Linked DNA regions of Mus musculus: region 2 is linked to region 1. Evidence: chromatin loops called from intact Hi-C (ENCODE). Cell type or tissue: heart. All regions are shown on one strand. Links, peaks and the distances in the headings refer to the core of each region. The heading gives the core; the rest is flanking DNA. Region 1 overlaps Wdr43 (WD repeat domain 43). Region 2 overlaps Clip4 (CAP-GLY domain containing linker protein family, member 4).

Region 1 (10,846 bases), core at 2,769-5,268:
TGGCAGGGCTAGGGTATCTGTTTATCTTTCAAAATGATAAATCTGACTCAAGATTTTTTATGTATGTATAAATAAGTATTTTGGTGTGCTACACAGCTTTTTCAAATTACCAGTAATTTGTCTTGTTTCTAAGGAGTGGGCCAGTACTAACTTAACTTGGTGTTCAGCAAGGGATGCAGACGGAGAGCTCCCTTCTGCAGGACTAAGCAGATGCGTGTCTTTCCCACCCGTGACTGTAAGAATGCTCTCTGGGAGGACTTCCACCGGGGCAGAGCAGGCTGCCCAGCCGAAGCGGGAAGGGCATGTTGGGCAAGCTGCTGGAGCGACTGATGTACAGTTGTTATTTGTCTATAAATGGAGCTGTTTATGGCAATTTAATACCATTCTCTTTGTAAAGTGAATAAATACTCATCTTTACCCAGCGCGTGTCTCGTGGTGTATATAGAGTGCACAGGTGTGTGTTTGGGCTTAGGCCTATGGTGTGAAGGGTTTTAAGGTGGTTTCACGCCTAGAATTCACAGGGAAATACTTTGAAGGCTTGCTGTGTTATCAAGTTCGCAACAGTAGAGCAATAGGCATCTTGTTTTAAATCTCACTCCAGTGACAGGTGGTTATTTTATTTTTTTTTTAGTCTCTGCTGGTTGGGTTGCAACTTTATATGTCAAGGTTCTAGGCAAACAGGAAGCATTTATGTCTAATTAGGTATGAGGAGACAACAAAGGAAGTTTTTGGTTTAGAAATGTCTGATAAGATCCACACTGTCTGTCTGTCTGTCTGTTTCTATCTATCTATCTATCTATCTATCTATCTATCTATCTATCTATCTATCTATCTTATCTAATCTATCTGTGGTAAGAGTTGCACTTAGTCTGTCGTTGTGCCAGGCCAGCTGAGAATGAGCTTTGGTTGTCTGGTTGTCTTCCATCTTCCTACTTTATTGTTGGAAACTTTGAAGCCTGCAACCACTGTCCATGATCACATGTCATAGTTGGTTTTCATGGTAATTCTTAACCTAGAATATTCTCCCTCCGCTTGTGTGTTATTTTTGATATTAGGTGAGTTCACATAAATTGTGAATACAGTCCCAGAAATCCTGGGCTTGTGTGACGGATGCCTTAGATATAGACAGTTACTGAATATGGGACGCGTTTATGTGAGTAGATGTTAAGGCTTCTGGTTTGGGGTTTTGAGTTTTTAATGCTGAAGGTTTGGAAATTAAGTAGGTGTGTGAAGTTAACATGATTCCTGTGAAGGCCATTTCCCAGCATGCCACACTACATTATTCACGTGACTCACTGTCCATCCTGCTGCTGATTATCTGGGCGCATGATTATATATTGATGAATGGTGGCAACCTCTAGCCCAACATCTGCTTGTCAAGGTTGGATAAGTATCTCTACAGGCTGAGGCCTTAGAGACTAGGGTGTTGTGCCACAGCCCCCACCCCCTGCACCCCAACCCCTCCCCCATTCTTAGTGTCCTTAAAGGCTCCTGGGCCCTTTGTCTGCAGTTTTCTTGGTTGAAAAGGTAGGTATTTTGCCACAGGTTTGGGAGTTAGTCACCTCAGACATTTGTTAGAATATTGAGCCCATGGTTTGTCAGGGAGGTAGGTGTGTGTGTGTGTGTGTGTGTGTGTGTGTGTGTGTGTGTGTGTACATGTATGCTTGCAAGAACATTCAGAAAAAGAGGCCATGAATCTGAAAAAGAGCGGGGTGGGTTTAAGGGAGAAATGTAATTAAATTATAATTTTAAAAATGTAAAATAAAAAAAAACCTATATTCTGATAGTGTGACATTATTGAAGAGACTTTGGAAAATACCAAGATTACTAGAGGAAGACAAAGCTGTAACAGCAGTAACCATTGTATAATGGTAGAAAATTTTCTCCTCTTTGTGTGAGCATGTATGTGTGTGTATATGCACACACTCATACACTTGCATCTCATGTCGTGTGTAGTCAGAGGACAACAGGTGGGCAGATCTGTGAGCTCAAACTCAGCTGATAGGCTTACAGGCAAGTGATGTGGAATGCATACCATTAAAGCAGTGGTTCTCAACATGTTGGTCATGACCCTTTCATGGGGATTGGCTGAGGCCATTGGAAAAAAAACATATCTCCATTATAATTCATAACAGTAGCAAAATTCCAGTTACAAAGTAGCAACAAAAATAATATTACAACATGAGGAATTGTGTTAAAGGTTTGCAGCATTATGTTTGAGAGCCACTGCTCTAAAGAGAAGATGAGGCTGTGGCTTAGGCCAGTGCCCTGCTGCCCACCACCCCGAATCCTCTTCCAACTGTGTGCAGAGGTAGCAGTTCTTCCGTGGATCTACAGACAGATGCAATTGTGCTGGTGAGATGCAATTGGGTTCTTTTTCTCCACATAGATGGTATCGTACTGTTTATAGCTGTCTGTGGTCTAGCTTTTTTAGGCAATGTACTTTGGAGGACTAACTAACTTAGGAACAAAACTACTTTGCAGTGTTCAACTGTGTCCAGATCAGTTCATGGTGTGGGGACTCCAATACAAATCCCTGTCAGTGATGGTTTGAATATTCTTGGCCCAGGGAGTGGCACTCTTAGGAGGTGTGGCCTCATTGGAGGAAGTGTGTTACTGTGGGCTTGGGCTTTGAGACCCTCTTCTTAGCTGCCTGGAAGCCAGTCTTCTAGCAGCCTTCAGATGATGATGTAGAATTCTCTGCTCTTCCTGCACCATGCCTGCCTGGATGCTACCATGCTCCTGCCTTGATGATTATGGACTGAACCTCTGAACCTGTAAGCCAGCCCCAACTAAATGTTCTCCTTATAAGAATTGGTCATGGTGTCTGTTCACAGCAGTAAAACCCTAAGACGCTGTCCCACCCTGGAGTTTCAGACTGTTGGAACATTTCCTGATCAATGATATATAGACTGCTTTTAGTGTCCTGGTAAAATAAGGACATTTCCTGGGCCCTCATGATCCAGTGTAGGTGCTGTGCCAGCATCTTTCTAGGATGCTGAATTGGATGCTTGACTTCAGAAAACGTGGCTTGTTTTGACTTAAGGTTTTGAGGGTATGTAGCCCATCATGGCGCAGAAAACCCGGCAGCAGGAATGAGGCAGCTGGTCACACCGTGCTCACTTCCGGGAAGTGGGAAGAGATGACTGCTAGTGTTCATTCACTTCTTGTATCTTTTCCTGTTCCTTGGGTTTGGGGCTTCAGCTCATGGGATGGTGGTAACCAAGGAGAGATATTCCTCCTCAGTTAATCCTCTTTGAAAACATGCTCACAGCCACGCCCAGAGTGTCTCCCAGGTGACTCTAAGTGCAGCAGATTTGATAAAGATGATAACATTTGCAGATGGGTAGGATTCCGGGTACAGGCTATGGTACTTGAGATTTCCATAAATCTATCTTGTTGCCTCTCATTTGGCTTTACAGATTTCAGGTCAAGTTTCGCACGGCAAACCCTCCTGACCACAAGTTAAACATAAGTCCTATGGAAATTTGATTTGCTCTTTGGCCAGCCAATAGGTTTATGAGAATTTATTTCTCGGAATATTATAACTGAATACATTTCTCTTTATTTAGAAAAGAAAGATTATTATTTTAATCATTTATTTTATGTGCATTGTTGTGTCTGCATTGTCTTTGTGTATATCTATGTGAGGGAGTCAGATCTGAAACTGGAGGTTCAGACAGCTGTCTGGAAGAGCAGCCAACGCTCAACCACTGAGCCATCTCTCCAGCCCTTTTTTTTTTAACTTTGGAAAGATCATGCCTGTTGCTTCCACCTCCGTAGACTTGGGTAGTTAATTACCTTGGAACAGATGACCAGAGCCTGCCAGCTCTTACCTCATGAATGAGTGATATTCACAGGAAAGGCAGGACAAATAGTTGCTTGATAGATGCATTCTAGAAACCTGCAACTAAAACTCCTTAGAATTGAGGTCTTCGACTCGGTTAACCAAGAGATTTCAGCTTGCAAGAAACCAAATGGGTGAGGTAGAGAGAGCATGGCTGTTCTCAGGACCCGGGGCTCCTTCTTCCAGTGGACATCTTGGCTGTGGATTTTGTAGTCTATTCTTGTGTGCTGCTCAAGTTTCGTGAACATGGTGGAATTGCGCCAATGGGACTTTTCCAGGGCTTCCCTAGTTCTGTCGGGTTGTCTTGGTTTCTTTTTGGGGTCCAAGTGTAAATCGTCAAAATCAAAGTGAACCACAAGGTGTCAGTCTTGCTCCGGGAAACTCAGCGCACCATCCCCGGCAGGAAGTGGGGCTGCATGAGAATGCTCGCCAGCGAACCTGTCAACGTTCTCCGTTCAGTCTTCGGGAATCTCCGAGGTGCTTCCAGCTCTTTCTTTGCTGGAATATATCCCAGTTTGGAGGACACAGAGTCTTCCGGTTGCGGCTTCCAGTTCTCTCCAGCTCCTCTGAAGTGGGAAACGCCCCCTTAACCCCCCCCCCCCCCCCAACCTGGCCAAGCTGATATTCTCACGTCCTGGGCCGGGACACATGCTCAGTGTACCAGCCTGAGCAAACCCGGAGCTTGGCAGAAGCAGCATAGGCGACTTGTACTGTGTAACAGTTAAGTGCTGGAGACTGCGTGTTTCCCCTCATGTCCATAAGGAGGACCGCCTTGCGCTGTGCAGCAACCTACAGTTTTTCTCCGCATGGACTTGCTCACATTCACTCAGCGGCAGTTTTGTTTTTCACCCTCCAAACTTTTGAAAACTTCAAGTATATGGAAAAGTGAAAAGAATAAGTCCGGCATACTTTTAATCTCAGCACTTGAAAGTCAGAGTCAGGGCTGGAGAGATGGCTCAGCAGTTAAGACCACTGACTACTCTTCCAGAGGTCCTGAGTTCAATTCCCAGCAACCACATGGTGGTTCACAACCATCTGTACAGCTTTAGTATACTCATATACATAAAATAAATAAGTAAATCTTAAAAAAAAAGAAAGTCAGAGGCAGGTGGATCTTTAAGTTCGAGGTTATTTTGGTCTATACCACAAACCACAGGACAGCCAGGGTTATATATACCGGTGGAAATAGCTTACCAATAATTTTGATCCTGAAGTAAGCAAAACCAGTGTAATCGCACGTGTTCTTCCAGACTTCTCTTGTGACTGTGTGCAGATAAATCCAGGGGCCAGACAGTCCTGTCACATGAGGGCCCTCCTCCTGCAATCCACCCAGCTCTGCTGCATATGGTGCCTCATGAGTTTCACAGGACAGCACTGCGTTTCAGAGGTGTTTGTAAATATGGACTGAGAAATCGCCTCCATTACAAAACTATATTTCTTTTGGGTTTAAAGTCTTTGGGTCTGCAAGCAGACATGTTTATAAGAAAAAGGCACTCATTTGTAGAAACTTGCCCTGCATTTTTAGGTTCACAAGGCACTTAGGTCTTTTCTTGTTGAGGCAAAGTCTTACATAGCCCAAGCTAGTCTCAAGACTCTCAAATGAGCTCACTCCCGATCCTCCTGCCTCTGTCTCCTTGTGCTGGAATTACAACAGTGCATCACCAGGCTCTGTATACTTGCTTTGTGGGTCTTTTTTAAAATTTAATCTTATTTATGTATGTGACTGTGCATCTCTGTGTGTGTGTCTGCCATGTGTATGCAGGTGCCCACAGAGCCCAGAACAGGGTGTCAGCTCCCCTGAAGATGGACTTACAGGCAATTGTGAGCTGCCCAACATGGTTGATGGGAACAGAGTTCCAGTCCTGGGGGGCAGGGGGGCAGGGAGGAGGCAGGAAGTACTGGTAGAAAGGACTTATAACTGCTGAGTCATCTTTTTAGCTCCCGGTCTGTCTTCCTTCCTTCCTTCCTTCCTTCCTTCCTTCCTTCCTTCCTTCCTTCCTTCCTTCCTTCCTTCCTCTCTCTCTCTTATTTATTTATTTATTTATTTATTTATTTATTTATTTATTTACTTCAGGCAACATCTCACTATATAACCTTGGCTGGCCTGGGACTTGCTTTGTGGACCAGGCTGGCTTCAAACCCACAGATTTGCCTCCCTCTGCCTTGTGAGTGGCTGGCTTGTTTTTAAAAGCCAAGTTTAAGTTTTGCCCATTGTTTAAGTGAATGGGCAAAACCAGATAACCTTTTTTTTTTTCCCCCCAAAAACGGGGAAAAATCTATTTAGAGCTTTAATTTTTTTTGAAAAGCAACACAAGGACAAACATTCTGCTATGAAGAAGAAGGAGAAGGAGAAAAAGGAGAAGAGGAGGAGGAAGAAGAGGAGGAGGAAAAGAAGAAAAGAGGAGGAGGAGGAGGAGAAGAAGAAGAAGAAAAGAAAAGAGAAGAAGAGAAGAAGAAGGAGGAGGAGGAGGAAGAAGAGAAGAAGAAGAGAAGAAGAAGAGAAGAGGAGGAGGAGGAGGAGGAGGAGGAGGAGGAGAAGAAGAAGAAGAAGAAGAAGAAGAAGAAGAAGAAGAAGAAGAAGAAGAAGAAGAAGAGAAGAAGAGAAGAAGAAGAGACGAGAAGAAGAGAAGAAGAAGGAGGAGGAGGAAGAAGAAGAGAAGAAGAGAAGAAGAAGAGAAGAAGAGGAGGAGGAGGAGGAGGAGGAAGAAGAAGAGAAGAAGAGAAGAAGAGGAGGAGGAGGAGGAGGAGGAGGAGAAGTGGTATACATTAAAATTTGGTAGCTCTTTCCTCTGCTGGCTCCAGCACACTTGGGCCTGGCCTGACCTGGTCTTTTCCTGTGAAGGAGCTGAGCATGTTGAAAGCTCTAGGGTGTCCCGGTCAGGCCTAGCCCTCCCTCTGTGTCCTTGGGCAAGCTGTTTACCTTCGATGAGTGCCATTTTTTTCCATCTACAAGTGGAAGTCTGGATGGACAGAGGCTCTGGAAGGAGCTCAAGCAGTTTGTGACGTGTCTGGGAACCAGCACTGCACAGAGACCAGGCTAGTCCAAGGCGACAGAGCCACTAGAGGTCCATGACTGATTCTTCTTCCTGTCCCAAAGACATTTGAATTCATTTAGAAAGGATTTATTTTTATTATTCTTACATTGGGTGTCTGCGTGTGGCTCTGTGCACGTGAGTACAGGTACCCTGTGAGATGAGATGTGTCAGATCACCTGGAGCTGGAGTTCAGATGGATGTGAGCAGCCTAACGTGGTGCTGGCCACAAACTCAGATCCTCCGTAGGAGCAGTGTGTGTTCTCAACCATTAGGCCATGTTTGCAGCACCACCCCAAATCCTGTACATTTTTTAAAAAAGAATTATTTATCATATATATGTGAGTACACTGTAGCTGTCTTCAGACACACCAGAAGAGGGCATCGAATCCCATAACAGATGGTTGTGAGCCACCATGTGGTTGCTGGGAATTGAACTCAGGACCTCTGGAAGAGCAATCAGTGCCATCTCTCCAGCCCCAGCCCTGTGCATTTTAAAGGTTTGTTTCCTTGATTTTATGTGTAGGCTGTTATTATTATTATAAATATTATTGGTCATTGTTATTTGTTTTTTTTGAGACAGGGCCTCTGTTGCCTAGGTTGCCCTGTGCTCAAGGAATCCTCCTGTACTCAGCCTTTCAGGTACTTGTTCTACAGATGTATGCAGCCATGCCTAGCTTTCTAATTCTAACATTGTTCCTCCCTCACTCCCGGGCTTCTCCTTAAATAAATAAATATAACAAAGTCTACACTTGGCTGCTGTCATCATCTGTTTGCTTGTAACACAGTCCCTCACGATGGGTAAGTTATAAAGACAGAAGGTTCATTTTGTTTTCATGCCTCGGGGTCCATTTTCTGGGCTGCTGTGTTTCTCTCTCTGCCTGTCTGGCCGTGGTTCCAAGAAAGGATGCTTCTTATATCCAACTGGCACCTGACAGGTTTCAAAAATTGATTTATACCCGTGGTTACGGTCACCCAGGAGAACAGTGAGAAACAAGAGTCTTTTCTCCTCTTTCACATCAAATCGAGCCATTGCCTAAAGCTATTGGGGTGCTCTCCCTCTGGCCAGTCCTGGCTTGTCTTCTCCTGGAAGGTATATGTGTGTGTGTGTGTGTGTGTGTGTGTGTGTGTGTGTGTGTGTGTGTGTGTGTGTGTTTGCCATCCTCACTCACTGTCTCTTTCCAAGGGAGCCTGGGCTGAGGGCCTTATCCCCTGGGGACCAGCAGCTCAGAAAGGAACCCCGGTAGCATCATCTCCAGGAACCCGAGAGCTCAGAAGGGTTGGTCAGTCACTCTGGGGAGGGACTTGAAACCGCTCCAATAGACTCTTGTGTTGATGGTTGTTTATAGCATTAAAAACTGGATTGGTAGGGGACATCTTTAGCATACTTCTCTTTGGTGGCCTCCTTCCCTGGCTTCTGGCAGTGACTTAAGGGGCATGGTGAGGTTGTTTCTGGTTGAGAGAGAGAGAGAGAGGGAGAGAGAGAGAGAGACAGAGATAGAGACAGAGACAGAGACATACACAGAGAGAGAACATAGACAAATGTGAACATTTTCCAGTGAATATGATTTTTCTTGTAGTCTTAAGCGGTCCAATATTTGTATTTGAACAGAATAATAAATTTATTTTTGGTTGTACTCAGGCTCTGGCCAGTTGCCCTGAAAACTTTGAAACGTCTGAGAGCTACAATTTACAAGAGCTCTTTAAAACCCTGGTCCTCAGAAACCTTTCTTGCACAGACTGGGCTCCATAATTGTGTGGATTTGGAAGTGGCTTCATCCTCCAGCCCTTTTGGAGCCTAGCTGCCCCCAGTTCCCAGAGCATACTTCAGGCTCTGAGGGGAGGAGTAAGCAGAACAGCATTGGCTGCCATGTTGTCTGTTTCCTTCTCTGTAGAACCCTCTATGCCTGCTTTCTCATTGTAATACAACTTGGCTGGGGAATAGGGGCACTGGAGTGTCTCACTGGCCCTGGGCAGGCCTGGCCAAGGACATGATTCAAAGCAAGCATGAGGTACCTGGAGTTTAGGGAACCATGCCTGCCCTTTCCTCCACACTCCAGAATTTCCAAATTTTCTGATCTGCAAAGGCTCTTGGCAGGGTGATGGATGGTGTGGGAAGAGCCCAGATCTATAGTGAAGATTCTAGAAGGTGATCTGGCTTCCTGAGCATCTCTAAGGGTCGGGGGACTGTATCTTTCCTTTGAGTGCTGATGTTAGAGCTGTGTGTTAAGGAGTTAACCCTCCTCCACAACAAGCCCCTGAGGACTTGTGATCACCATGGCTCGTTGCTCTGTCGGTGACCATGTGGTGTGGCAGGACATTTGATCCTGCAACTGTGAAGAGATTGTGTTATTTACTAGAAAAAAAATCTGTTTCTAGTTGTGTGGCTCAGCCTCAGCACACACCTTTAATCCAAGAGCTTTCTGCTTGAATTCTATAAACAGGATTAAATAAAATCAACCGTATGTCAAGAGGTAGAGCAAGCAACCAGCTGGTAGGAAGTGAACACAAATTATTACAAGAAAACAAGGAAGGGCTGGACAGTGGTGGCGCACACCTTTAATCCCAGCACTCGGGAGGCAGAGGCAGGCAGATTTCTGAGTTCGAGGCCACCCTGGTCTACAGAGTGAGTTCCAGGACAGCCAGGGCTACACAGAGAAACCCTGTCTCGAAAAAACAAGAAAGAAAGAAAGAAAGAGAGAGAGAGAGAGAGAGAGAGAGAGAGAGAGAGAGAGAGAGAGAGAGAGAGAAAGAAAAAGAAAACAAGGAAGTCAGGAGGATGAATAGAGAGATGCACAGGAAGTTGAAGGGAGGGACATTTAATTTGAAGGAGGTTTTATTTTGTTTTGTTTTTGTTTTTGATTTTTGAGATGGCAAGAGAGAAGGGATTTGTTCTGGGACATCAGTGGAGTAGAAAGGTCGGCTGGATGTTTACTCTGCCTCTCTGAGCTAGCAGGCTTTCACCTGAGCATCTGACCCCCAAGTCTTCATTAGTAAAATCTAACAATCTAACATGGCCGAATCCTGCTCTGATCATCCTCTGTGTCCCCATCCTCTATCCTTACTGCTCCTTGTGAGATGTGTTCTGCAGGCCCCCTTTTTGGGCCTTGTCCTGGCTAGCTTCATGTCAACTTGACGACATAAACTAGAAGCATTAGGGAGGAGGGAGCCTCAAATGAGAAAATGCCACCATAAGATTGCACTTCAGACAAGCCTGTAGGGCATTTTCTTAATTAGTGATTGACAGGGAGGGCCCAGCCCATTGTGGGTGGTTCCATCCCTAGGTCCTGGGTTCTGTAAGCAAGCTGAGAAAAAGCCATGGGGGAGCAAGGCAGTGAGCAGCACCCTCCATAGCCTCTGCATCAGTGCCTGCCTCCATATTCCTGCCCTGCTTGGTTCCTGTCCTGGTGTTTTTCAGTGATGAACTACAATGGGGGAAGTGTAAGCTGAATAAACACTTTCCTCCCAGTTTGCCTTTCGGTCATGGTGTTTCCTCACAGCAATAGAAACCCTAAGTCAGGTCAGCATGGCTTCTGACGGAAATCCATCATTGTTCATAGCATGGTCCTTTATAGACAATGGCCTTTCCCCTCTAGTTGCTTTCAGAGTTCTCTTTTTCTTTGTCTCTCATTTTCCGAGCCCTGTTTGTGGCATGTCCTTTGCCTGACTGTGGTTTGCTGACATCCTTTCCTGGTGTAACCAGATGTGGCCATCTCCCTTTTGCACCCACCTTCAGGCTCTGGTCCAGGCGGGCTGAGTCTGATTAGCTTGCTGGCCTTCTTACTTGGGGACTAACTCCCTCCTGGGTTGGGCAAGGCACACTGAAGTCCACGCCAATGACATGATCTGGGTTCACATGGGTCAGATTAGGTCATCAGCGTAGTGAGCAGGATGTGCCAGGCTTTCAGGTCAGCCACCACCACCACCCCCCCGCCCCCCCAGCACCCAGGGCTCTCACACAGCTGTA
Region 2 (10,846 bases), core at 3,611-6,110, 150 kb after region 1:
TTTAAAGGGCTACTGTCTGTGCTGAGGTGAAGTTTTCTTGATGAGGGCTGAGGACTACACTTACCTGTGGGTATGAGGACCAATGTTGGATTGTTATTAGGGCTTGTGGTGATTTACATACAAGCAACATAGACAGACAGAGCAGGTTAGATTTAGGATATATAATTTTTTCCCCAACGATTAAGGAAAGAGTTTGAAAGAGACCAGGAAGAGTGTATGGGAGGGATGGAGGGAGGAAAGGGGATGAAAAAAATTATGTAATTGCATTATAATCTCAAAAATACAAGAAAAAGTTATTTTATTCACTTTTTGGGTTGGATAATTTTATACTCAAATAGAAGCATCTGTTGTTATGTAGCCAAGAGTGACTTCAAATTTCAGATCTTTCCTCTTCCCAAAAGCCAAGATTCTAGTGAACACTGCAACCAGCTAGTTTTATAGTTACTTTGTGTGTGTGTGTAAGAGAGAGAGAGAGAGAGAGAGAGAGAGAGAGAGAGAGAGAGAGAGAGAGAGAGAGAGAGATTGAGAATGTATCTGGGCATTGTGTACACAGGTGGGGGCCAGGGTGTGACTCAGGTTTCTTCCTCAGTTTCATCTCTCCTTGACTTCTTGACACCCATGTCTGACCGAAAGCCAGCAGACCCCAGGGGTCCTCTGCAGACCTGAGGTTATAGGTGTGTACCAGAGTGCCTGACCTTTTTAATGTGGGTGGTGGGGGTTGAACTCTAGTCCTTATGATTCTGATCACCCCAACCCCCTAGGGCTATGTTTTAAGAGCACCAACTGCATCTTGAGTTTCCTTTTTAAAAACTTACCGGTTACACTGCCATGCCCAGAAAGGACTCCTTTCTGTTGGAGAGCTCGTGGGCCTCTTCAGACACCCCTTGAGCACGTCTGTTGGGATTACTGGTTGTGCCCCATTCTGATGTCTCTCCTTTCTTCAACGCCCTCTTCACCGCTTCCATTTATGACCAGTGAGCGGGTTTCAGGACTACAATTCCACTGCCAAACTGTTTTGATAATATTAATTCCTTACCCTTTTCTATGTATATTTTAGAGGTTTTTTTGTTGTTGTTGTTAATTTCTATAAAAAAATTCTGCTGGGATTTTGAATTGAGCACCATTGAGTCTAGATCAGGCTGAGTAGATTTTATATCTTAAGCATGGTATGCGTCTGTATTCATATGGGTCTTTGGATTATTTAATCAACATCTGTGGTTTTAACCATTTAGGTATTACATACGATTTGCTAGGTTTAGGCTTAATATGCTTTTGAGGTTTGTGTATGTGAGCTATTGCTGAAATGCTATTTTCTCGTTCACTTCTAAGATATGGAAATAGTTGGTCTTTGGACACTGCCTGTTCTTAGCTCTTTTCCTTTGTAGATTCTTTGTAAACAAGCGTCTTGTCTCCTCTTCCCCCTCATCCTCTTTCCCCGCCTTTACCACATCTTTCTCCAAATGAGGTCTCACTGTCTTGCTCCCTGAGGATTTAGTGTAGATGTCATTATTTGTCAAGCTGAAGAGGTCCTCAACTGCCAAATTATGGCTTTCCTTAAAGCTGTCACCATGGAAGGCTGTGGCAGCTGGTTGTAGGTGTCTGTGTCTTCTTTTCTACCCATCTGTGGGTTATGCCAGGTAATTCCCTCCCTCATGAGCCTTGTGTCTCATTGGAAACCTTGCATGTCACCGTGGAGTAGTCCCCTTACTACTGGGTTTGGTTGACCTACATGTGCTGAAGATGCTTGTTTGTGTTTAAGTGGGAGATTGGGCTGTAGTTGCTGTGTCTTGGCCAGTTTAATGTCAAGGTAATGTTGACATTAATGCCTTGGGAAGCCGTCTTTTCACTCAGATTTTAGGAGAGCTTGTATAGAGTTTGTATTTTGCCTGTAAATTTTTGGTAGAATCTACCACTGAGGCCATCTGCCCCTTGGGGACTTTTTTCTTCTCACAGTTTTAAATTACAAATTCAAGCTTTAGCTTTTTTTTTTTTTTTTTTTTTTTGGAAAGTTCGTTTCTTTCAAGCATTTGCAATGACATACAATGATATAGTCGGACAAGCTGTTTGCAACATTGTCTCATCTTACGGCTGAAGGTGCTGGTCTTGTTGACAATGTTGCCAGTTTGTGTCTTATCTCTCCTTTAAAAAACTGTTTTCTAGTTAGAGGTTTGAGACTTTTTATTCTTCAAAGAATGTGTTACTGGTTTCATTGTTTTTTTTTCTCCCGTTCTTAGTTTAATATTCAGCATTGACCCTGTTTCTCAGGCTTTGGGTCTTCATGTTAGTTTGCTGAGGTGGGAATTCTGATCCTCGATTTTAGGTAGTGTCTGAGGCTCACATTCTTCTCTAAGCACCACTTTTATTGTTTCCCACACATTCTGACATTCATTTCCATTCAGACTATTTATTAATTTTCCTTATTAGGAAAAAATTCTAAGTTTTACCCTTTTACTCTGGGCTATTTATCCTTGCTACCTGGTGCAAGTGCATGTCTCGGAGATTACCGTGTATCTCCCTTCCAGTGGTTTGTAGTTTTAACTCTGTTCTGCCTCAAGAACATATTTTGTGTGATTTCTGTTCCTTTTTTTTTTTAATTGATTTAGAATTTGTGTTTGTTTTTTATTGTATGTGCGTGGGTGTTGGGCTTGCATGGATGTATGTGTGCTATTTGTGTGATCTACTCTTCTGGCTCAGCGGAGTACCTCAGATTTCATGGAATTGAAGCTCCAGATTGCAGTGGGTGCCGGGAACTGAGCCTGGCTCCTGTGGAGGAGCAGTCAGTGCTCTTAACTGCTGAGCCACCCCTCAGCCAGTTCCTCTGCACTTGTATGCTTCTGTCTGGGGTGGAGGTCTCTGTAGATATCAGAATGGATTTGCAGCTGGCTTCCCTTTTCTGTAGCCTCACTGATTTCTGGTCCGCTCAATCGGCTGGCAACTGAGAGAGGTGAGCTGAGTCCCACCACAACGTGGACTTTTCTTTTCAGTTCCGTTGGGAAAGAACTTTACCTGGGAAGGATTCCATGTCTTTCTGACAAACCCCTTTTCCACTTAAAAAAGTATTAACAAAGCCTTACTCTAAAGTCTACTTTGAAAGACGTAAAAAGCAATATTATTAAGAATAGAGTATTTAGAATTACTAGTAAGACTGAAAACCTGGTTTGATTTATATTTTCTCTAGGTTGGAACATTAAGATTTTGTGGAACAACGGAGTTTGCAAGCGGGCAGTGGGCTGGCATTGAGCTGGACGAGCCAGAAGGGAAGAACAACGGCAGTGTTGGGAGAGTCCAGTACTTCAAGTGTGCCCCCAAATACGGTAAGGCTGAAGCCAGGCTGAACCCTTCCTTGCAGTTTTAAACTAAGCCTTTCCCTGGCTCCTCGTGTCACATAGAAGAGGATGTGGGCTGTGGATATTCAGTTGCAGGAGCTGGGGTATCTTGTTTACACTGATGGGAATGCTAGAGAGGCTGCTGCTATAGAGACAGGGTGGTTGGAGGGGGAAGGGCCCTGAGCTGTTGAGAGCGTTCTGCCAGGGTCAGCCTGGCATTGGGCCAGGCAAGGCTCACCCTCCCCGAGGAGATAAATGCTGGGAAGACGGTTGTGTTTTCTCAGAAAGGAGGAGTGAGGTCATTTGCTGATGTAAGGAGAGAGGCACGGGGATGTGTGGAGGTGAAGAGAGAGAGAGAGGGGCCTGGAGCAGGTCACTTGAGTGCAGCAGACTAGACAGGCATGCGATACCAAAGGCCGACCATAGTCACGTGCACACGAGTGAGTGGGCTGCAAGACTGAGTTCTCTTCTCACCAAGGCTTGTCAAACTGTTTGGGAATAGGTACCAACTAAGCACAGAGTCTGGTTTACCAGGGTTGTTTCTTCTGAAATGTTCCACCAAAAGAAGTCTGCACCAGAGCTGAGGCCAGATAGAACTGAGAGACGAGAATGACAGATGGTAGAGGCTGAGGTGGCCAGGGAGAGAAATGAGGGTGTGACTGGGAAGAGAACCCAGGAGAACACCTTAGGATCTGTGGTTCCCGATTCTAGGGCCAAGGATTGAGCAAGGCTGTGGGGATTTAGAGAGCCAGTTAACAGGGTTCCCAGGCACCTGGCTGTGACTGCTCGATAGGGAATGTGATGGATTTGGCTTGTTCTTTAGGGGAGGAAATCTGCCTATCTGTCCTGGTATTCACCAGGACTGATTGTGTGTGCTTGCGTGCGTGCGTGCGTGCCATGAAGAGTGTGAGAAGTTGGGAAGACAAGTGAGAGCGACTTTGACTGTCCTTTCTCACTCTGACAAATGTTTGTTTTGATTCATTCCTATCTGCTCTCTTTCCATCTTCCTACATCCCCCCTTCTCTGTTTTCCTCTCCCCTTCACACACTGTGTTGTCCATGTTCCCTGATGCTCTCTCCATCGTCGCTCAGCTCAGTTGGAAGTGGAGACAGCACACTGGTGACACTGTGAGGCTTGGGGTCTGACTGCTGGGGCCAGGCCAGCATCTCCTCAGGGCTGGGGCGGGGTCATCCTCACTGGTCTGTTCCTCTTTTGCCTCTATGAAATGGAGACAGAATCCCTGGGGTTTGTGTAAGGATGGGGCATTGATAGATATATAAACTACCTGGGCGGGGATTGATCCCCCGTCAGCACAGAACACATCCTCGATCAGCCAGCTCTTATCAAGCTGCCAGGATTTCTGTTTCTTTCTGTCACACTTGTCTTTGTGTGTGTGTGTGTATACATTTACTTACTTACATAAAGGATCAGTGTGTCAGATTTGAAAATCATAAAATAGGAGAAGAAAATAAAATCACTCAAATATTTTTGATGTCAAGTAATTTTTCTTTGACAGTTTTAAGTATTTAATATATTTTGACCACATTCATTCACCATTCCTTTCTCTGACTTTTCATAGTATCTAGTTTATATATTTGTTCTGTTTAATAACTGGATATCCTATTATAATCTGTGCAAGTCTTTGTTGTATGAAATGTGATTTTTTTTAATTAGGTATTTTCTTCATTTACATTTCCAATGTTATCCCAAAAGTCCCCCATACCCCCCATGATTTTTTAAAATTATTTTATTTATTTACATTCTAGCCATTGCCCCTCCCTTCTGGTCCCCCTCCCACAGTTCCTCCTCCTACTCTTCCTCCCCCTTGCCTCCAAGAGGGTGCTCCCCTCCCACCAGGCCTCTCCCTTCCTTGGGGCCTTAAGTCTCTCTAGGATTAGGCACATCTTCTCCCACTGAAGCCAGACCAGGCAGTCAGTCCTCTGCCATATATGTATGTGCTGGGGGCCTCGGGCCAGTCCGTGTATGTACCTAGTTGGTGGCTCAGTCTGTTGGAGCTCCAGGTTGGTTGAGACTGCTGGTCTTCCTATGTAACTGCCCTCCCCTTTAGCTTCTTCAATCCTTCTCCTAATTCAACCATAGGGGTCCCTGACTTCAGTCCAGTGGTTGGCTGTAAGTATCTTCCTCTGTTTCAGTCAGCTGCTGGTAGGGCCTCTCAGAGGACAGCCATGCCAGGCTCCTGTCTTCAGTCTCTTTTCTATTTTTGTCCCTGCAGTTCTTTTAGACAGGAACAATTCTGGGTCAGAAATTTTGACTGTGGGTTGGTAACTCTGTCCTTCTACTTGAGGCCTTGTCTTTCTACTTGAGGTGGACAGACACTACCTCGAGTTCCCTCTCTCAGTAGTTGAGCATTTTGGCTAAGTCATCCCCATTAAGTTCTGAGAGTCTCTCACCTCCTGTGTCTCCAGAGAGCATCTCCTTACCTCCTCCCAAGCTCTGTATTTCCATCCATTCTCCTGCCACTACCCCCCCATGTCAGATCCTGTTCCCCCCCCTTTCCCTTCCCTCTCCCACTCAGATCCCTCCCTCCCTCTGCTTCTTGTGATTATTTTCTTCCCCCTTTTAAATAGGGTTGAAGCATCCTTTCTTGGGCCTTTCTGCTTGTTACACTTCTTACGGTCTGTGGGTTGTATCCTAGGTATTTTGTACTTTTTGGCTAATATTCACTTATTAGTGAGTACAAACCGTGTCTATTCTTTTGTGACTGGGTTGCCTCATTCAGGATGATATTTTCTAGTTCCATCCATTGGCCTGCAAAATTTATGATGTCCTTATTTTTTTTTTTTTTTAAGATTTATTTATTTATTTATTTATTTATTTATTTATTTATTTATTATACGTAAATACACTGTAGCTGACTTCAGACACCACAGAAGAAGCATCAGATCTCATTAAGGATGGTTGTGAGCCACCATGTGGTTGCTGGGATTTGAACTCAGGACCTTCAGAAGAGCAGTCAGTGCTCTTAACCACTGAGCCATCTCTCCAGCCCCGATGTCGTTATTTTTAATAGCTGAATAATATTCCATTGTGTAAATGAGTCACATTTTCTGTATCCATTCTTCGGTTGAGAGGCATCTGGGTTGTTTCCGGCTTTTGGCTATGACAAATAAGGCTGCAGTGAGCATAGTGGAGTATGTGCCCTTGTGGTATGGTGGGGTATCCCTTGGGTATATGGCCAAGAGTGTTATAGCTGGGTCTTCATGTATATCTGTTTCCAAATTTCTGAGGAACCGCCAGATTGATCACCAGAGTAACCACTTTGCAATCCCACCAGCACCGAGGAGCGTTCCTCTTTCTCCACATCCTTGCCAGGATGGGCTGTAACTTGAGGTTTTGATCTAAGCCATTCTGATTGGTGTGAGGTGGAATCTCAGGGTCATTTTGATTTGCATTTCCCTGATGACTAAGGACTTTGAACATTTCTTTAAGCGTTTCTTGGTCATTTTGAGATTCTTCTGTTGTTGAATTCTCTGTTTAGCTCTGTACCCCATTTTTAAATTGGGCTATCTGGTGTTTTGGAAGTTAACTTCTTGAGTTCTTCATATGTTTTGGATACTAGCGCTCTATCAGAGGGCTGTGTATGTAGGGTTAGTGAAGACTTTTTTCTCAATGTGTGGGTTGCTCATTTGTCCTATTGACGATGCCCTTGGCCTTATAGAAACTTTTCAGTTTCATGAGGTCCTATTTTATCAATTGTTGATCTTAGAGCCTGAGCCATTGGTGTTCTGTTCAGGAAATTTCCTCTATGCCATGAGTTCAAGGCTCTTTTCCACTTTTTCTTCTCAGTTCAGTGTATATCTAGTTTTATATTGAGATCCTTGATCCACTTAGACTTGAGCTTTGTGCAAGGTGATAAATATGAATCTTATTTTCATTCTTCTACATACGGCCAGTTAGACCAGCACCATTTATTGAAGATGCTTTCTCTTTTTCCACTGTATATTTTTAGCTTCTTTGTCAAAGATCAAGTGTCCATATAGGTGTGTGGGTTTATTTCTGGGTCTTCGATTCTATTATATTGATTTACTTGCCTGTCTCTGTACTAATACCGTGCAGTCTTTATCACTATTGCTTTGTAGTACAGCTTGAGGTCAGGGATAATGATTCCCCCAGAAGATCTTTCATTGTTGAGAATTGTTTTGGCTATCCTGGATTCTTTGTTTTTCTGTATGAAGTTGAGAATTGCTCTTTCACACCCAGGGCAGGTGTCAACCACTTTATGTTAAAAAGTGAGATTGTCAGCAGAGTCTCATGGATTCCTTGACTCTCATGGCTCCAAGGAGATGCAAGCGTGATAAAGCAGAGTGGGGGAGCTGCCCCTGGACCCTCTGAGGACTTGGAGGCAGGTTATGATGTCCGGGTCACGTGGTGGGTTGTTTAAAACGTAAGGCTGCCCTTCTTGCTGAGTAATCTACGGAGTTAGGGCATTGCTAAGGCGCCTGAGGTAGAGCGCAGGGGAGTTGGAGATCCCCTGACAGATCAGAAGACATCAAATTAGTTTCTTCTCAGGCGGTTCTCTCTTCTCTCATCTCCACCTTTCTTATGCTTCTGCTCTGTGCCTTGAGTCTGTGTAAGCACTGTGACTCACCTCAGGCTTACTTTGTTAGCTTTGGCAATACTGTTTCTTTAAATTGTGGCCGCTTAATAATTGAGTAAATAGTTGTGGATACTGTTACTTTTAGGCTTTCTAATAGTTAACAAAGTAAATACATGTGTCCTGCTTGATAGATTGAAGCTCATTCAAAAGCAAGCCTCCCTCCTCTCCTGACATTTCCCGGGTTCTTTGGAGGCCCAAACCTTTCTAGAAGTCCCCCAGCCTCGTTTCCTGATATTACTGTTTATGCTTGAAAAGGATCTATGTATATGGATCATTCTTGATTTTTCCAGTTCTAGACATCTATTGACTTTGTCCTGTGAAGGGAAAGATTCGGTGTTCTTGCTTTGCCTGTCGGTTTCTTTCTTTCTTTTTTTTTTTCCATTTTTTATTAGGTATTTAGCTCATTTACATCTCCAATGGTTTCTTTCTTAGTTGCTGGTGTTTGTGGAGCACTCAGAGAGGACTCACGGGAGGGGAGTACAATGAGCACCTCCATGTGACCGTGTGATTCTTTCTATCCCACTTCACGTGGAGTTTGGGATTCGGACCGGGAGACTGTAGCTCCTGTCCCCTTAGTATCTTGAAGGCTGTGTTATCTAATGTAGAACTTGCCTAACTTTTACTGTAAAGGCCAGAGAGGGCTCCTTTGTGTGCCTCATGCTCTCTGATGTGACTGCCCAGCGCCATTGTTACAGTGAATGAGCAGACACAGACAAATACACAGATGGACCCAGCTCTGTGCCAGGGCAACCGCAGAGCCCAGTGGTGGCCAGGTGCACGTGGTGGTAGCTTGTCAGCCTCTCTCCCCCTCTCACAAGCTTCCATTTTTCTCCTTTAAGAAATAAATTTCCCTTAGAATTTATACCATTTTTATTCATTGCTGACGTTTTAATGGGACTAAGCACATTAAACGAGACACATTTATCTGAGAATGCATTGCTTTTTTTTTTTTTTTTTTTTAAGAGAATAACTGTGTGTGCTTCTTTTTAGTCAACCTCACAGTTGTGTGTCAGCCTCTGGGGAAAGCCAGTGGGTATTCTGGGTTGCCAGGCAGCAAGGGTGACTGCTCACTGTGCTTGCTGTGGACTATGCATCCAGCCCTAGCTTACCTCATGGATTACCTAAATGTGATTAATAATAATAATAATAATAATAATAATAAATGAAGACAAACAGAATCCATGCAAATGAGGAATTGTGTGTAATATAATTCTTTTAAGACATTAGAATTAAATATTTGATTATCCTTTGAAACAAATATATTTCTCTATGGAGAATTTCAGAGATTATGAAAGAAAACTACATTTCCCCTGAAATTGAGAAGGAGCTGGAGAAATGGCTCAGCAGTTAAGAGTACTGACTGCTTTTCCAGAGGTCCTAAGTTCAATTCCCAGCAACTACATGGTGGCTCACAACTATCTATAATGGGATCTGATGCCCTCTTCTGGTGTGTCTGAAGACAGATACTGTGTACTCATATAAATAAATAAAAAAAAATCTTTAAAGAAAATAAGAGGAGAAGGAAGGCGGTGGTGCTCTACACCTTTAATCTCCGCAGACAGAGGCAGGCAGGTTTCTGTGAGTTCAAGGCCATCCTGGCCTACAGAGCAAGTTCTAGGACAGCTGGGGCTACACAGTAAAACCCTGTCTCTAAAATCCCAAAACAGACAGAAAGAAAGAAAGAAAGAATGAAAGAAGGAAGGAAGGAAGACAGACAGACAGACAGAAAGAAAGGGGACTTTGGGCCAGTGACATCTCCTCAGTCTAGTGTGTGCTGAGTGTGCTGAGGTCTGAGTTTCACCCCCAGCACCACATGAGGTAGATGAAGTGGTACACACCTGCAGTCCCAGAAGGAAGTGGACACAGAAGGATAAGAAGTTTAAATCCATTCATGGATATATAGCTAGTTTGAGGCCATGATGGGTTACATAAAATCTTTTTTTTTTTTCTTGTGTAGCACCACAGTAACGGATACATTTATTTGCTTGGCACATTTATATGGTGCCAAGTGCTTTTCTTTTTATTTATTTTTAAATTTTTTTATTTTAAAGTTTTTTTCATCTTTTTTATTAGATATTTTCTTCCTTTACATTTCAAATGCTATCCCCAAAGCCCCCTATGCCCCCACCCTGCCCTGCTCCCCAACCCACCTACTCCCACTTTCTGGTCCTGGCATTCCCCTGTACTGGGGCATATGATCTTCGCAAGACCTAGGGCCTCTCCTTCCACTGATGGCGGACTAGGCCATCCTCTGCTACATATGCAACTAGAGACACAGCTCTGGGGGGTACTAGTTCATATTGTTGTTCTTCCTATAGGGTTGCAGACCCCTTTAGCTCCTTGGGTACTTTCTCTAGCTCCTTCATTAGGGGCCCTGCGTTCCATCCAATAGATGACTGTGAGCATCCACTTCACAGTATTTGCCAGGCACTGGCATAGCCTCACAAGAGAGAGGTATGTCAGGGCCCTGTCAGCAAAATCTTTCTGTCATATTCAATAGTGTCTGGGTTTGGTGGTTATATATGGGATGGATCCCTGGATGGGGCAGTCTCTGGATGGTCCTTCCTTCTGTTTCAGCTCTGAACTTTGTATCTGTAACTCCTTCCATGGGTGTTTTGTTCCTAATTCTAAGAAGGAGTAAAGTCTCCTCCTTCCACTTTGGTCTTCATTCTTCTTGAGTTTCTTGTGTTTTGCAAATTGTATCTTGGGTATTCTAAGTTTCTGGGCTAATATTCACTTATCAGTGAGTGCATATCATGTATGTTCTTTTGTGATTGGGTTACCTCACTCAGGATGATATCCTCCAGATATAACCATTTGCCTAAGAATTTCATGAATTCATTGCTTTTAATAGCTGAGTAGTACTCCATTGTGTAAATGTACCACATTTTCTGTATCCATT

The links. Peaks named below come from ENCODE experiments on the same cell type or tissue, not always from the same donor. Only the 100,000 strongest peaks of a DNase experiment are listed, where the experiment ranks them.
Region 2: a loop joins it to region 1, with 2.5 times the contacts of the local background. A loop is called at or near these places in 1 of 42 quality-filtered maps.

What each region holds. Positions count from the first base shown.
Region 1 is chr17:71,658,610-71,669,455 of GRCm38, forward strand. It overlaps Wdr43 (WD repeat domain 43), which reads left to right. Exons shown (of 18, transcript NM_175639.1): 18 at 1-422. Among named protein-coding and RNA genes, the nearest start is that of Togaram2, 9.2 kb to the right of the region's middle. In heart, for the core only: a CTCF peak has its summit at 4,209 (motif pointing right); DNase peaks (open chromatin) are centred at 4,312 and 4,352; H3K4me3 peaks cover 969 bases; H3K27ac peaks cover 753 bases.
Region 2 is chr17:71,807,669-71,818,514 of GRCm38, forward strand. Clip4 (CAP-GLY domain containing linker protein family, member 4) reads left to right here. Exons shown (of 16, transcript NM_030179.3): 8 at 3,179-3,314. Among named protein-coding and RNA genes, the nearest start is that of Gm30140, 30 kb to the left of the region's middle. In heart, for the core only: no CTCF peak of the experiment used is centred there; no DNase peak of the experiment used is centred there; H3K27ac peaks cover 1,377 bases.